Regions from separate parts of the Homo sapiens genome. Here regions 1 and 3 are each linked to region 2. A link is a contact called in ENCODE Hi-C or POLR2A ChIA-PET data. All regions are on one chromosome and are shown on one strand. Each heading gives the region's core, a stretch centred on a gene start or an enhancer-like site at or near the end of the contact. The rest is flanking DNA. Distances are from core to core; before and after follow the strand shown.

Region 1 (3,422 bases), core at 668-3,167, 370 kb after region 2:
CACCATTCCTTTCACAAATTTTCAAAATTGCCAAATGCCACTAAGCAAACAGCGCTTAGAGGGTTAAGACTTCTGCTGCTTTGATATTTGCATATTTACTTTTTTCCTATGTATCCAAATGGCAATTCCCTGATCCTCTGAAATTTTAACACTATGTTCCAATCAGTTACTTTAAACGTACTTCAGAACAGTATTCAGGTAGCTAAATTCCCTGGGATTGTACCAGCTGTGCATGAATATGGTCAAAATCAAACTCTTCATTGACAACTGCGGTCTCTGTCTTCTGAATGAAAATCAAAGCAATCATGCACTGTGGAGTTTTCTCTTTTTGTCTGTGAAATCATGTGATCTCCCACATGGACTCTACTGTGAGATCACCAAGCGTGTGAAACAATAAGAATTGCTGTATGGGTTGAGATGCAGCCCTAAATCTCAGTGATAAACCTTTGGATCTCTCCTTTGAGCATCCCAGTTAAGACTTATACAATGTATTGTCAGGGAAAACTTAACGGCAAAGTATCTGAAAAATAAGTTGGTATTTTCATTCCTGAGTCCAGAATTATATTTGTGAGGTAAGGTATTGAGGAGAAAAGAGGATCCTTTAATAGATACTTGAGATAGAGGACTCAGAGATCACTGGAACTAGGTAGATAAGATCTTGGGCCAGGTTAAGAAAATATGTATTACCTGGGAAGAATTTACCACAAAATTGGCTTAATGGCAAAATTAACATTCTCCCTCTGTTGAAAGAAAATTTAAGACTACTTTGGGCCGGGCGCGGTGGCTCACGCCTGTAATCCAAGCACTTTGGGGGGCCAAGGCGGGTGGATCACGAGGTCAGGAGTTCGAGGCCAGCCAGGCCAAGATGGTGAAAACCCGTCTCTACTAAAAATACAAAAATTAATCGGGCGCGGTGGCGGGTGCCTGTAATCCCAGCTACTCAGGAGGCTGAGGCAGGAGAATTGCTTGAACCAGGGAGACGGAGGTTGCAGTGAGCTGAGAATGTGCCACTGCACTCTAGCCTGGGCGACAGAGCAAGACTCCATCTCAAAAAAAAAAAAAAAAAAAAGACTGCTTTGAAAAACATTGTGTTTTTAGAGAAACACACACTTCAAGAATAAATTATTCCTGAATATTTTACCACAGAGCCTTAAAGCGGGGTAGCTGAGAACAGGGATTAAGAAGGAAACTTTTCATCATATATTTTTATGTATTTTCTGAATTTTGAGCCATATAAATGTGCTACAGCTCCAAAAATATAAATATAATTTTATAAAGAAAAAACTAATTGATATTAGGAAATAAAATTAAAATGCCCTAGATAAAACAGGATAGTAAAGGGGAAGCACACTTGCTTTGATTAGGGGCCGAGAGGAAGTTAGTCACCTAGATTGTTAATATACCACCATCCCTAGCTCTCAAACTGTTTGTTAATTCAAACCGACGGTTGTTTTATTTTTGTTTAAATTTGGGGGTGGGCAAGTAGTAATCTACCTTCCAAAAGAAAAAAAAATAAGAGGGTCTTTTCCAGCAAGATCTTTATTCTCCAGTGCTCAAATCCCATTAACACTAATCAGCACAATGATTAAGCACATTGTGGTTAAGTACTCTAGTTGATAATGATTCTTTCGGAAGAAAGGTTCCCATAGCGACAGGTAAAGGCTATCATCAAACTCAGCTTTTCAGCACAGGACTTGATGTCACAGGTCAGAGAGTTAAGATTGTTTTAGTTTTAATCTGGAGGCTTTCTTTAACTTCACTTGACTTTATCCATTCAAATGACACTGATGGAGAGTCCTTCTATAAACCAGGCAAAGTACGAAACGCGGCAGGGCAGGAGAACTAGGAGAAAGAAGACCTCAAAGATAAGCTATTGTTCCTACCCCAAGAATGCAGTCTGCCGAGGAAAGCAGCCACTACAAGAAATAATGACATTAGGGTGGTAATTCAATCGTTAAATCTACAACCATGCCTTGTCCTCATCACTAGGACTGGTCAGTTTCTAATCTAGTTTCACTTTCCCATCTTCAAGCTGCAGCACAGCTGGGTTTCCAGCTGGCTGGGGAAGAAAAGATTCTTTAAATAAACAGCATTTAAAAAATATGTAGTCGCTTTTGCTATACTGAATTTTGTGAACCACCTTTCTCTAATATGTGAATCTGGGTGCCACATTAATTTAAAACTATCCTAAAGAATGTAAAAATCCTTAGGAATACACCTTTCCTTGTAGCAACAAAGTACACTATACACTGGAAAACTGCTAATCAGGAAATCCCAAAGAAAGAAATGATCTTCATTTTTTATGCTATTTACTGCATCTATTCAATAAGGAAACTGCTTAAAAACATGAATATAAGAAAACAACAAGATAGGGTGTAATTATACCAAAATATATGCAACCATCTTTTAAAATGCAGGACTATTTGCAGAACATGATGTTTTTATAACATTGTACAGAATTGCTAATCCCTGCAAGGCCTTTCTAACTCTTTTTCCTCGCCTTTCCACAGAAGGCACAGAAAACACCTCCCTCCATACAATGCAATCTTCTAAGAAATGCAAAGATTTTACTCAACTCTATCACCAGATGTACTCTTTCTGGATAAATGATACACATTAGATATGTAAAAATATCACTCTGGCAGGTCTTGCTCTTCCAGAAAGACCCCTGTCTACCTTTCCCCACCTTAGATCACAGACTTCAAGTCAACATTTCATGGTGGAAACGAGCCATTTATGAGGACTGATAAGAAGAGGTCCAGTGTGACCTCCTGCATTGATGCTCCTGAGGCCAATTTTTAAACACAATATTATCCCTCCATATTTTGCCCCCCTCCAAAAAAAAACCCACGGGCTTTCTAGGTGACTTCCCAGAGAACCACACCTCTCAGAACCTACACACACTCAGACCTGAAACTAGCTAAACAAAGCAACAATGCAACCTCAGTTGCTCAATGTAACGGCCATGACGACAGTTTCCAAGTGCCAGTTTCCCTATTTTGCAATGGGCAAATCTGCTCCAAGGAGAAAATGTTCCCAATGACCCTGTGGCCCAGAGGGCTTTCTTTAGAATAGAAAACAGAAAATGAATTTGTTAGTTATTTCCTGCTAAGCACAAGGACAGTGTTGTGGTTAGTTAGGATGATTTTGTTTCCTTATTTAATATAGCATTACCAGTACATGTTTTCTTTAACCACATAGTAGAAAACAAGAAAATGCAGTTTATGCTCTTCTGTTATATTATCACCAATTCCACAAGTCTCACAAATATGTCCTTTAATTTCTAATCCCCTTATATAAGGCTCCCCAAAATGGTACCTATTTATATACTTCCCTTTGAATATCAATTCAAAGCAATTTTTTTTTGCATTCTAAAATGTTTACTGCCATACACATTCCTGATCCTTGATAATTTGTGATAT
Region 2 (3,591 bases), core at 149-2,648:
CCAGGGGTTGGGGGAGGGATGGGAATGGGTTGGACCCAGGGCAAAGGAACCCATGGGTGTTGGGTGGAAAATCCTGGAGGCTTCCTAATATCAGAGGGAGCAGAGAGAGCCGACTGTAGTTTCAAGGCTTTCTCTGTCTCCCACCCCCTATGCTCACACAGCAAGGCTATATGTTAGACTTGAGCAGGGACTTCCAGGTGGCAAATGGAGCCTTTGCAGGGTGGCGAGAGGCTTGGGATGTGCCTTTGTGGCAGGGCTGTCAGGGCTGTGGGAGATCTAAGAAGAGCCGACATGAGCTGGCAGGGCTGAGGGCGAGGGAGGTAGGAGGAAAGGCTGTCTAGAAGTGTAGGTAGGCCTTCTTCCTTTGGGCAGAAGAGGAGATGCAAGCCTGGCCAGTGGGGTGCTACCCTCGTTGTAACCTTCAGGCTTCTACCACATGTCCATCCCCCCATGGTCCTGCAGGCTAGACGGGGAATGCTTTGTATTTGGGGCTGGGGAAACTGAGGCATGAAGGATTGCCTCAGAGCTCAAAAGCAAATGGTGAGAGAACCAGGGCCATGACCTGGGTTACCCAACACGCCTGGCCTGACTTGTCCGTGACGTTCACACTTATGCTGGCAGATGTGGACAGTAAAAACAACAACATGGCTATCCTTAGTTGAGCACCTACTGCATGTGGACGCTACACTGACCCCTTCACATAGGTCCTCTCCAGGACCTGACGAGGTGGGGGCTGTCAGCGGCTGCATTTCACTGGCTAGGGGTTGGGCTCAGCGAGGGTCAGCAACCTGTCTGAGGTCACCTAGGCTGGAGGCTGCAGAGCTAGGAGAGGAATCCTGACTCCAAAGCCCCACTTGGACCCTGGCATGGCCTGAGCCTGTGTCTCTGAGATGAGGGGCTCCCCTCGCCCCATTACACACAAGATGTGTAGTGTTCCTAGTTGAGCCAGCCCCCTCCCCCATGCCCAGCTCCTTAACTCTCCTAGGTCCCTCTGCTATCTCAAGGCACTTTCCAGGTTTGAACCTAAGAGCATTGGAACTGCTAACCTAACCCCTTAACTCCAGGGAGGAGGGTGGATGGGTGGGTGGGGGATCCCCTGAGGAGCAGATGGATGCCCCTTGGGGTTTCTGGGTTCTTCCTGCAGACAGGTTCTGGGAAACTCCATGGTTAGGCCTGTGGAAGCTGCCTCGGGGCCTGGTCAGGGTTGCGCACCTCCTCCACCCCCTCCCCAGGGGCTCCATTTCCCTCTCCTGGGCACCCTGCAGGGAGGAGTTGAGCAAGTGCCCTTGAGCTGGCACTTCCTCTTTGGTATACAGGGACATAGCCACAATGACCCCCCATCCCGTGGTCCGTGTGTCACTTAGCACCAGGCGCTGCATGGCCCTGGGTCAGGGCTCACTAAAGGTCACTTCATCGGGTTGACTTTACTAGAGGCTAGTCCCAGCCTCAGATCATTTCCCCTTTCTGGTCTCAGTTTCTTCATCTGTGAAATGACTGTGCGAGTCTGCCCTGCGTGCTCTCTGAGGCAGGGGTAAGTTCATTCCCCGCAGACAGACACACTTAGGAGCTTTGTGACTGGTGTTCCAGTCCCCCAGGCCCAGAGCTCCTGTAGCCCTGACACCTGCACAGGGGTCCAGGGGAAGAAGTGTGGGCTCTAGAGTTGGGCCAGCCTTCTTTTCAGCCTCACCTCCACTGTCCACACTTGCTTGACCTTGACCCACACCAGTGCCCCACTCAGCTCTGAGCCTCAGTGTCCTCATCTGCAAAATGGGAGAATCATGATGCCTACCTCTGTGGGTTGCTGTGACCATCAAACAAGATGATGTGGACAGAGCACATGGCACAGAACTGATAGAGTGTGGTGACAGCGGAGCCCTTCCCCCCAGACTATCCTCCTGGTCACTGTACCCCAGCCTTGGTCTTGAGGATTCTGGGAAGGAGATGGTGCCAATCTGCTGGCTCAGCCAGCTTGGCCACTGACCTTCAGAGCACCCAGGCTGTCAAGGCCGCCAACTGCCTGCTGGGCGGGCAGGGGGGAGTGCCAGCCAGCTCCTCGCCTGACGCTGCCCGCTCCTGCTCCCACTCTCCTCTCCCTCTCTGCGCCTGTGTGTGAGCTAATTAATCTCAGCCCCTTTGGGAAATTAGAACGCCGCAGCCGCGGCCTCCTCAGCCTCGCGGTGCTTGTGCTGCTACTGGGCCATGCCAAGACCCGCTGTGGTTTAGGGGCACCGGGGTGGGGGATGGGGGCACCGGGATGAGCTGGGCCGGCCATGGGTCTCCCAGAGCCCCCACCTCCTTGCTGGAATGCTCTGGTCTCTCAGCCCCCTCCTTTCCCAGATAGCATCCATAAGGATGCCAGGCCAGTGCCCAACTGTGGTAAAACCTAACCCCCAGTGGCCTCTCTGACCTGGTCCCAGGGCTGTTATGGCCACCCCCTTACACCACATTCCATCTCATTGCAGGGTCCTCTTGCCTGCCCAGCTTGGGCTGATGGAGACAGATGTAATTATGGAATTTTGCTTGGGAAATTAATTTGAAAAAGTTAATTAATTGGTGGTTCCGGAGGTGGCGGGCTCCACGCCCGGCCAGTCTTGCTGACGTCAGTGCTGACCCACTGGAGACGTGCAGCTTCCGGGCAAGCTGGGCAGAGGGACCCCGGTGACCTGGCTGGGCAGCCCTGGAACAGGTAGATGGACAGCGAGGAGCAAAGGGCAGACCAGTGTCCTGGCCCAGAGTGGGCACCTGGGAAGGGTTTGTTGACCAGACCTGCTGAGGATAAGAACCCGGCCACTTGTTTGTGTGTTCAACAAGCCGTTGTCAAGCTGCTATGGTACACTGACCCCAGTGTCTCAAGTGCCCCCAACCAAAAATAGACCAGTTCTTCCAAACCCCTTTTCTCAAGGAAAACCTCTAAACCTATTCTCAAAGGCTTTTTCAAAGGGCTCAAAGGACATTATCGGGCCAGTGTGCAGATGAAGCCACTGAGGCTCAGAGAGGGTGGGCCTTGCCCGGCTTCTCAGCAGTGTCCTCCAGCAGGGTGGAGCAGAGGTGGGTAGAGCTCAGTCTCATTTCCAGAGGACGTGTGCCCCAGCTTCAGAATCCCATGGGCGGCCTCCTCCCAAGTATGGGTGATAGGGGCCTTGAAGTTGACTCTTCCCAGGGAGGAAGCCACAGAATATGGCCAGCCCCTTCACCCCCTTCACCCCCATCCCTGTGTGTGCCTGTGGGAGCTTCCCCTACTACCCCATCCAAGCCTCAGAAGACCCCCATGCCCCAGGGGTCTCAGGGTACACAGAGACCCCCACTACCTCCTGGACCTCCTGTGGGTCTTCTGACCACAAGCCTCAGCCAGATCAAGTCCTAGTTTCTGCAGGAGCGTGGGCTTTGGTGTGGTCTTTGTCCAGACAGGAGAAGGGTCAGGGCTGGGGCAAGAATGGCCAGGCCTGGGACAGGTCAGGGATACTGAGCCACAAAGAGGCCAGGGAGATGAACGTGGGCGCTCCTGAGCTATGTGGCCTTGGGCAGGTCCCTTAGCTTCTCTAAGCCTCATTTTGCTCATGCGGGAAATGGGGATGATCACAGATGCCATTC
Region 3 (3,374 bases), core at 289-2,788, 260 kb before region 2:
TACTTAATGAGCCTGCCTAACCACAGGGATCCTGGGAAACGGGGGAAGATTAGGAGACCGCAGAGGCCATTACTTACCACCAGCTTCTTCTCCACTGCCTGGAACTCTTCTTTACTGACAAAATTTTCGTCCTGGAGAACCATCTGCAACAGAGCCTGGCTGAGGGAGGGCCTGGGGCTGGAGTAGAAGGGGCGCCCTCTAGGGACCAGGACCAAAAGCGGATAACAGGATGATGCTCGTGGTACCTAGGATGAGACTGAGGCCTTGGGAAGGGAGAATTCAGTTCCACAGATAAACTGAGACTCAGCTCTAAGTGCTGCCCTCAAGGAGCAGCCAGTCTCATGGAGGAGGCAGTCCACAGTTAGCACTTCTAACATGTTGTGTGCCTTGATGGGGAGACATAAGGGGATCTGGGGCTCAGAGGAGGCCCCAACCCAGCCTGGGGAAGGGTCAGAATCACTTCCGGAGAAGGGGATGTTAGACCTGAGATCTGACTGCTATATAGGGTGGGCCAGAAGAGGGATAGAGAGAAAAGCACTCTGGATGGTGGGGACACACATGCCAAGGTCAGCTGCCAAGAGGAAGACCTGGGTACCTTCAGGGAATCAAAGGCAATTCAGTGCCTAGAGCTCCATATATTTTGTTGAATGAGAGCATTAGGGTAGCAAATAGGACAGGTCTCTCTCCCCTTTCCCCCACATTCAACTTCCCAGAAGGGAAGAAATTGTCTAAGAACAACTTAGAATGAGAAGTAGATGTGAAGCCAGTTTTATTTCTGAGATGGAGATACATCCTAACCTTCTTATCAAGACAGGAAAACAAAACCAGAAAAACCATGAACTCCAGATGGCCAGGATTCTATCATGCCTACCCAGGTAATCTGTGACTGCAATGCTTTGCACCCATTAGCTGGGGTTTGATTGAGAAGGCAAAAGCTAAGGCATGTAAAGTTCTTGGAGGCCCCTAAGTTAGCGCTGGCAAGGGCCAAATCTGCGCTTACTGCATTCAACACGGCACTGCCTTTGACTCTCGGGAATGGTGTCCATAATAGAAGGGATGACAGTTTCTCTGCCTGCACAGGAGGGCCATGGGAACTCAGTGACGTCATCTCCACTGAAAATGGGGAAACTGAGGCTCAGGGACTCTCTACCAGCTCTTGCAGCAACCAGGCAAACGGAAGGGAGAATATGGCTTGATTTTAGTTAAAATTCCCTGGTTCAGGAAGGTCCGCCCCTTTTTGGCTCCACCCCTACCGACTGAGCCCGGCCTCCTCCTGATGACGCCATGGGCCATGCGTTCTAGCCACGGCCCCCGCATCGGAACAGGTTCTGGCCCCGCCCCCACCAGTGAGGCATCCGGCCCCGCCTCTCCCCAAACTCCTCTGGCTGCATACCACGTTCCTCAGCTGGTGGATTAGTTCCTCCTGAGACTCAATCACGTCCCGCAGTTGATCTAAAGCGAGACACACAGATCCTGACCCCGCCTTCGACCACCCGAGGGGCGTCGCCATCTTCCGCCCCCGCCAGCTAGTTGGAAATGGCTGCCTCGGGGGTGATCCTCGCCGTCGCCCACCAATGAGAATGCGACGCCACAGAGCACCCTGGCAACGGGGGGCGGGGACTTCCTATGTTAGCGGGGCGAGGGGCCGCCTCTTAAAGGAGCCGCCTGGAGCGGGGAAACTGCTGACAACCCTTAAGGCATTTAAGTTTACAGGAAATTGCGCTTTTATTGCGTCTTCTGTTTCTCACGCAGTCCTGAGAAGCCGGCAGGGCCCGGCTTGTACTTTCCTTGCCTGCGAGCAGGCAACACTCAAAACAGCAGCCCTCAGCCTTCACCCAGGGCCTGTTAAACTGCATGACCACGAAGCAAGAGCCAGCATAGGCAACTCCTGCATCTTTAGCTTCTCATGCCTCTTTCTCCAAATCTTTATCCTAATCTCCAAATTTCCTCCATTGTATGAGATTCCAGCCTCCTGGAACACACTTAGTACTTAGGGGTCCTAAGCCTAAGCACGGAAGATAGACGAAGATAAAAAATGAGAATGGCTACACCTGAGATCAAAGTCTTCATACTCTGATACCAGGCTCTGGGCACTAGAGTCTGCACTAGAGTCATGTGCCACCACCCGAGGAGGAGGACCCTGAAGAGATTAGGAGGACTGAAGAGGGCTTGAAGGAGGAGAGTTTAGTAAAATGAAGTCAGGGAAGGATACGGTGATTACGCACACTCACCAAGTCTCTATTGAAGGCTTTTTTTTTTTTCTTGGAAACCCAAATAAGATTAGGTTTGGAGAACATCAGAGCGAATATATATTGTGTTCACTATTTCGTGGCACCGTTATGTTTATATTATTTCATGTGACCCTCATGGAACTCCTATCAGCCCCTTTTTACCTAGGCTCTATGAGAATGAGAATGAATAACTTGCCCAAGGTCACTCTAGTAAGTTGTGGAACGGAGTTCTGCTATGGGCAGTTTGGTTCCAGGGTCCGTGTTTTTGTTTGTTTGTTTTTTGAGATGTAGTCTCGCTCTGTCGCCCAGGCTGGAGTGCAGGGACGTGATCTCGGCTCACTGCAAACTTCACCTTCCGGGTTTAAGGGATTCTTCTGCCTCAGCCTCCCAAGTAGCTGGGATTACAGGCGCCCGCCACCACGCCTGGCTAATTTTCTTATTTTTAGTAGATACGGGGTTTCACCATGTTGGCCAGGCTGGTCTCGAACTCCTGACCTCAGGTGATCCGCCTGCCTCGGCCTCCCAAAGTGCTGGGATTACAGGCATGAGCCACCGCGCTGGGCCTGGAGTTCATGTTCTTAACCAGGATGTTGTGCTGCATTTGTGTTGCACGTCATGGGTGGAAGTTATGGAATTTGATACCCCCAAGTAGGAAATGACTATACTAACAAGGAGTTTGGAAAAAAAGTTACCAGTGACTATGAAAGGAGGCAGAAAGCTCAGGGTAAGTCATTCAAGCCGCTCCCCAAAACCCCCCGGGGGGCCTGACAAACTTGGCCATCCCTGTGGTTCTCTCAGCGGGAGCCCTTGTTTTGTTTCTTGCGTTTATTTTCATGGACTTGGAGACAAGGCCATCTCTGCTGACCTCTCTCTCTTTTTTTTTTTTTTTTTTTTTGAGACGGAGTCTTGCTCTGATGCCCAGGGTGGAGTGCAGTGGTGCGATCTTGGCTCACTGCAAGCTCTGCCCCAACCGGGGTTCACACCATTCTCCTGCTTCAGCTTCCCGAACAGCTGGGACTACAGGCGCCCGCCACCATGCCCGGCTAATTTTTTGTATTTTTAGTAGAGATAGGGTTTCACCATGTTCTCTTTTTTTTTTCTTTTTTTCTTTTCTTTTTTTTTTGAGATGGAGTCTTGCTCTGT

What was found. A loop is a pair of places that touch in the nucleus more often than their neighbours do. ChIA-PET counts read pairs that join two places held with the same protein, here RNA polymerase II (POLR2A). Pooled maps may share reads with other maps.
Region 1: a map with no recorded cell type shows a loop between it and region 2 (2.7-fold over the local background). The contact joins two enhancer-like sites. A Hi-C loop is called at or near these places in 5 of 37 single-sample maps with no recorded cell type and 3 of 50 pooled maps. POLR2A ChIA-PET finds 5 or more read pairs at or near these places in 1 of 52 experiments (H1).
Region 3: a loop to region 2 is called in a map with no recorded cell type, with 2.9 times the contacts of the local background. The contact joins the promoter of SPATA24 here to the enhancer-like site in region 2. A Hi-C loop is called at or near these places in 1 of 168 maps with a recorded cell type or tissue (cardiac septum), 9 of 37 single-sample maps with no recorded cell type and 7 of 50 pooled maps. POLR2A ChIA-PET finds 5 or more read pairs at or near these places in 3 of 52 experiments (GM12878, OCI-LY7 and activated B cell).

What each region holds. Positions count from the first base shown.
Region 1 is chr5:140,036,859-140,040,280 of GRCh38, forward strand. All of the region lies in intron 1 of NRG2 (neuregulin 2), which reads right to left. Among named protein-coding and RNA genes, the nearest start is that of NRG2, 4.7 kb to the right of the region's middle. Within about 2 kb of position 1,918, at least 6 of the 41 ENCODE cell types and tissues checked have a DNase peak (open chromatin) inside an H3K27ac peak, as active enhancers do.
Region 2 is chr5:139,663,118-139,666,708 of GRCh38, forward strand. The region is part of intron 1 of CXXC5 (CXXC finger protein 5); the gene reads left to right. Among named protein-coding and RNA genes, the nearest start is that of CXXC5-AS1, 15 kb to the left of the region's middle. Within about 2 kb of position 1,399, at least 19 of the 41 ENCODE cell types and tissues checked have a DNase peak (open chromatin) inside an H3K27ac peak, as active enhancers do; they include GM12878 and OCI-LY7, where a contact is called at or near this core.
Region 3 is chr5:139,402,551-139,405,924 of GRCh38, forward strand. SPATA24 (spermatogenesis associated 24) reads right to left here and starts at 1,539. Exons shown (of 6, transcript NM_194296.2): 1 at 1,394-1,539; 2 at 78-143. The coding sequence starts at 1,510. RefSeq lists enhancers at 903-1,476, 1,302-1,531, 1,477-2,049.